Regions from separate parts of the Homo sapiens genome. Here region 2 is linked to region 1. A link is an interaction called in ENCODE POLR2A ChIA-PET data of the cell type or tissue named here. Cell type or tissue: PC-9. All regions are shown on one strand. Each heading gives the region's core, and the rest is flanking DNA. Links, peaks and the distances in the headings are about the cores only. Region 1 overlaps CACNA1G (calcium voltage-gated channel subunit alpha1 G). Region 2 has its middle 13 kb from the start of WFIKKN2.

The links. ChIA-PET counts read pairs that join two places held together with the same protein. Peaks named below come from ENCODE experiments on the same cell type or tissue, not always from the same donor. Only the 100,000 strongest peaks of a DNase experiment are listed, where the experiment ranks them.
Region 2: POLR2A ChIA-PET joins it to region 1 with 21 read pairs; 3 of 35 experiments call an interaction of 5 or more read pairs at or near these places.

What each region holds. Positions count from the first base shown.
Region 1 is chr17:50,584,050-50,586,956 of GRCh38, forward strand. The region is part of intron 9 of CACNA1G (calcium voltage-gated channel subunit alpha1 G); the gene reads left to right. Among named protein-coding and RNA genes, the nearest start is that of CACNA1G-AS1, 23 kb to the left of the region's middle. In PC-9, for the core only: no CTCF peak of the experiment used is centred there; a DNase peak (open chromatin) is centred at 1,522.
Region 2 is chr17:50,847,454-50,850,360 of GRCh38, forward strand. It overlaps the pseudogene RPL5P33. Among named protein-coding and RNA genes, the nearest start is that of WFIKKN2, 13 kb to the left of the region's middle. In PC-9, for the core only: no CTCF peak of the experiment used is centred there; no DNase peak of the experiment used is centred there.

The DNA of each region.
Region 1 (2,907 bases), core at 122-2,621:
CTAAGGCAGAATCCCGAGCATGATGGCGCCACCCGGGAAGGAGCAGGTTTGGGAGAGGAGGCGAGAGGGTTTGTTTTGGATGCACTGAGTTTGAGATGGCTGTGGGCCATCCCAGGAGGGAGATCAGGCAGGCTCTGGATCTCTGGATGAGAAGCCAGGGGCTTGGAGAGATTGTTTAGTGTCGTCTACACCCCAGTGACAGCCAGAGAGGTAGGAGTGGGGGTACTGGTGGAGGGAGCGGGCTTAGACTGAACTCTGAGGAATGCTGGCCTGAGGGAAGAGAGGCGGTGAAATGAGCACTGGGAAGGGGAAGAGGTGGTTGCTCAGGGTCGGGGAAGCCAAGGGAGGCTCAGCTGCTGCTGAGGCATCCACTAAGAGGAGGGCTGGGAAGAGGGTCCCTGGACAGAGCTGGAGCTGTGGGGCCCAGAGTTCAGAACTGAATGAGTCTGGAGTCCCACAGAAGCTTTCTGCTTTTAGGCACGGGGGAAGGAGATTGGAGAAGTAATGGATGCAGGCATAACTGATAGGCCAGGGCCCAGGGGAGCCGGGGGCGGGGGTAGGGGGTGACAGGGGGGCGGCGGGGGAGCACATCAAAGAATCAAAGTGCAGGTGGAGGAACGGCTGGCTCCCTTCCAGGAGAGGAAGAGAGACAGTGGGATGCACAACACAGAGCTCTTTGGAGGAGGGACGTGGAGCCCCCCATGTAAGCCTGCAACGAGGGGCCAGGTGGGGAGTAGGGCTGGGGGCTGCAGAGTCCAGAAGGATTGAGGCAGCTCCTGGGGGAGAGAGGAGACCTAAGAAGGGAGGAACCAGGGACTGTGAATAAAGGCATGAAACAGCCATGGGGCCACCACCCACAGGGAATCACTTGTCCAGTCAGCACATGTTCGTGCCTCTCTCTAGCGATACTCAGCACTTCCAGAGCCGCAGAGGAGAGGAGGAGGGCAAGGGCACTTACCTGGGCTGGGGCTGGGCAGGGCAGGAGCTCTTGAAAGTCTTCGTCAGAAGGGCAGCCTTTATGTGGCCTACTGTGGCCCACCATGGGCTAGACGCTGTGCAGGTGGACAAGGCACAGGGGCTGCAGCTCCAGCATTTTATTATTTATTTATTTTAAGAGATGGAATCCTGATCTGCCCCCTGGGCTGGAATACAGTGGCTTGATCATGGCTCACTACAGCCTGGAACTTCTGGGCTCAAGCGATCCTCCCACCCCAGCCTCCCCAGTAGCTGGGACTACGGGCACCTGCCACCATGCCTGGCTATAGCTCCAGAATTTTAAGTAGCAGGGGCCTTGGGTCAGCTGTCTTGAAGCTGAGTGGGCACCGTGAGTGTGCTGTGCCTAGTTAGCTTGTGTGTTTACTTTTGAGGGCTTCGGGGAGCTGGGAAATATCATGTCACCTACACCCCAATGACAGTGGAGAGGTGGGAGTGGGGGTGCTGGTGGGGGGAATAAGCGTAGAATGAACTCTGAGGAATGTTGCCCTGAGGGCAGAGAGGCAGTGACTGTGGCTAAAGCCTCTCCTTGGCACTGCCTCTGATTAGGAGGCCCTGGGGGCACCATGACACCTAGCAGTGTGCCCAGTGGGCAGGAGGGCACAGGAGGGGGGATCCAAACTGGAGAGCTTCCGGGGGCTGGGGAAGACCAGGACCATGATCTACATGATGAGGCCTGTGAGATTTCCAGGAAACCTCCTGCCACCGAGGTGTTCCCTGACTTCCCACACCTCCTTGAAGACTTGCCTCCCACTGACCCAGTGACCCTCACTGCCTCACTGCAGCCTGTCTGTGCCCCTGTCCTGGGTGGGTGGGAGCAGCAGGCAGGCCCATCAGAAGCAGAGGTGAGGTGAGCTGAGGAGTCTGAACAGAAGAGCAGAGATTTCAGGGTCAGTGGAGCAGGTGGAAGCTGGGGCGATGGCAGCTGGCTGGGGTCGGGCTTGGGCAGAGCACGAGTGACTGGTCCAAGCCTCTGCTCAGCTCTGACGAGGCCTGTCCAGCCCCTCATGCCCTCTCTGCAAGAGGCACATCACTGTCTGCCAGAGCTGGCTCTCAGGCCTCCTGCCTGGACTGCTGCAGTATCCTAATTGGTTTCTGTCTCTACCCTCCAAGCCGTCCACACGCTGCCACCACTGCAGCCAGATTAATCTTCTTCATACACTGCTTTGTACATCTCCTTCCTCCCTTCCCACCCGCCCCCAGGGCCTCAGTGGCAGCGTGGTAGGCAGAGACTTGTCCAGAGGGAGCAGAGGAAGGCTGTTCCACCTGGCCCTGCCGACCTTGTAGCCTTCTCTCCCACCAGCCCCTCTCACCCTCTGATCTGGGCAGACAACTTGATTCTTGGTTCTGCACTGTGCCCTGCACACCCCTTCCCTTGCTGTCCCCAGCTGGGGACACCCTCCATGGACATCCTCCCAGGCTGTCCTCCCCACTGGCCCACTGACCTCAGCCGGGATTGAGCTCCCGTGGCTCCTGGGTTTTGCCCCCAGTGTGGTGTTTAGTTGCAGCCTTGCAGATATCGGTCCTGCCTTCTGTGAGCTTGGCCCTGGGGCTGGGGTTTCTCACAGCCTTTCACTCCTTTGTTCTGTAGAGCAGCCTCCCAGGAGGTAGTGTTACCCTGTTTAACAGAAGAGGCCACTGGGGATCTGAGAGGCAAAGGGAATTGCCCAAGGTCACATAGGAAGAAAGTCTCAGAGTTGGTGGCACCTTTCTAACACCAGTGTTTGGCACACAGAAGGCACTTTTAGGGCTAGTTGATGGAGCAGCTATGAGGCTTGGGGAGCCCCGGTGCTGGGAAGTACTGAGCAGCTTAACGCTGCTGCAAGGTGACAGCCGGAGGGGAGGGGAGTGGAGGTGTTAGGAAATGGGAGATGGAGATTTACAGTCAACATCAGCACAGACAAGAGACCTGGG
Region 2 (2,907 bases), core at 1-2,500, 260 kb after region 1:
ACCTGCCTCGGCCTCCCAAAGTGCTGGGATTAGAGGTGTAAGCCACTGTGCTTGGCCAGGTTTATATATCTTCATGCAAATAAAGTTCTTGATGGCCTCCCTCAATACCCCAGAGTTCCCAAAAAGGGACACAAATAAGTGCGCACACACACGCAGCACCAGCAGTCATGACACGCAGGTGAAGATGAGTTCTCCAAACTTTTAGCTGAATATGGTAGGGGTGCTGCTGATGGGAAGGAGACAGTGGGAATGAGAGGCTAAGTCCTCCCATGGCACAGCACAGTGCCCATGACAGCTGCCGCCTCCCAGGAATCAGCCTGCCACCAGGCCAGTTATTCAGCAGCTTTTCAGAGACACCTATGCTGCAGCTGTCATCTTGTTTCTTGCATGGAAGTGCTGACTAAAAGTCTAATAATTATTTTGTTAGTGGTCATTGCTGCTATAAGTGTGCTGCATAAATGTTTAAAAAGAGGGCCCAGGGGGCTCTGTTCTGCAGGATGGGGGTGGTTAAAGACGTCAAGAACTAGGCCTACTTTAAGAGATACACGTGAAATTTAGAAAATGACAAGAGGGTAAAACTGATTACTATCTTTGGAAACCCTTGGTGATATAGGATAAAAACAAGTATAACATGCCCAAATACAGGAAAAGTCATGTAACTAATAGAGATATCATTTGTCAGATTACTTATGCTCACATAGAAGGGGATATGATAGTCTGTACAGCTTATGCACATGAACTGCCAAAATGCAATGTGAAGGTTGGCCTGACAGATGACGCTGCAGCCTGTTGTACCAGCCTGTGCTGACCTGCAGGCTTCTCAATAGGTTCGGCATGGACAAGATCTATGATGGCCAAGAGAAGGTGACCAGAGATGAATTATAATGTGGAAAGCATTGATGGTCAGCCCGGTGCCTTCACCTGCTATTTGGATGCAGGCTTTGCCAGAACTACTATTGGCAATAAAGTTTTTGGGGCACTGAAGGGAGCTGTGGATGGAGGCTTGTCTATCCCTCACAGTACCAAATGATTCCCTGCTTATGATTCTGAAGGCAAGGAATTTAATGAAGAAGTACATCAGAAGTACATCATAGGTCAGAATGTTGCAGATTGGATGCATCACCTAATGGAAGAAAATAAAGATGCTTACAAGAAAGAGTTATCTCAATACATAAAGAACAGTGTAACTACAGACGTGGTGGAGGAGATGTGTAAGGAAGCTCATGCTGCTATACAAGAGAATCTAGCTGTGTTAGTCTGTTCTTGCACTGCTATAAAGAAATGCCCAAGACTGGACAATTTATGAAGAAAAGAGGTTTAATTGGCAGGCTATGCAGGAAACATAGCAGCTTCTGCTTCTGGGGAGGCCTCAGAAAACTTACAATCATGGCAGAAGGCAAAGGGGAAGCAGGCACGTCTTACATGGCTAGAGCAGGAGGAAGAGAGAGAGGGGGGAAGTGCTACATACTTTTAAACATCCAGAGCTCCCAATGACTTCCTCACTCACTATCACGAGAACAGCACTGAGAGGTGATGCCAAACCATTCATGAGAAACTACCCCCATGATCCAGTCATCCCCCACCAGGCCTCTCCTCCAACACTGGGGATTAAAATTTGACATGCAATTTGGTGGGGACACAGATGCCAACCATATCACCAGTCCATGAGAAGAAGCCCGAGAAAGAAGCTAAAAAGAGGAGATAGAACCGTCCCCAAATGTCCCTTGCCCAGAAGAAAGATTGGGTAGCTCAAAAGAAGGCAAGCTTGTTTTCTCTGAGCCCTCTCTTACAAGAGCAGAGGAGCAGACTGCTGAGGGCTAAACCAAACAACAATTTTCTTTCTTTCTTTTTTTTTTTTTTGAGATAGAGTCTTGTTCTGTCACCCAGGCTAGAGTTCAGTGGTGCGATCTTGGCTCAGGGCAACCTCCACCTCCCGGGTTCAAGCAATTCTCCTGCCTCAGCCTCCCCAGTAGCTGGGATTACAGGCAAACCCCACCACACCAGGCTAATTTTTGTATTTTTAGTAGAGACAGGGTTTCACCATGTTGGCCAGACTGGTCTTGAATGCCTGGCCTCAGTTGATCCGCCTGCCTTAGCCTCCCAAAGTGCTGAAATTACAGGCGTGGGACACCACGCCCGGCCCCAGACAACAATTTTCTATGAGGATTTTTCAGATAAAGACAATCAACATATTAAGCAATAAATAAATAGATAAGTAAATAAGGGGCCAGATATTTTAGGCCGCAAGGTCCCCAAATCTCCTTGCTATCCAGGGTGGGCCGGCAGTGAGAAAAGGTCACAGTCATGGCAGAGCATAGGTTCAAATACTGGCTTTGTGACTTTGAGTAGTTAACTTCTCTGTGCCTTAGTATTATCATCTATACAACAGAATAATAATGGTAGCCATAGTGCCTCTCCAGGGTAGTTGGTCCTGGGCCTCATTGCTTCAGTTTGTTGGGGATAATTGCTGTTGCACGTCCCTGCCAATGATTGGAGCAAGAACCAGGAGGGGAGAACAGGCCCCTCTCCCAGAGCAAAGTGAGAACAGATGCAGTCTCCTTTGCTGATAAGGAAAGAGTCCAGGAGGAGGGTAGCTGGAGAAGAGAGGGGGAGAGCAGGAGGGCAGGAATGAGAGGAAAAAGAAGAGGGATGGGGAGATGCATACACACATACGCACACACTCGGGGTTGTGCAGTTGGAGGCCCAGGAAGAAAAGATAAAGTGTAGTAATTTGGTTAGAGATGAGGAACCTCTGAGACCTCCATGGAGGCCCTAAGAATATTTCTGAACCCTTCATTCCCAGCTCCAACACCTCGGGGCACAGAACTAAGCTCTCAATGACCCCTTATTTCAAGTGCCACTCTCCATCTCAATGTACCACAAGGGGCAACAGAATAAAAGGGGAAA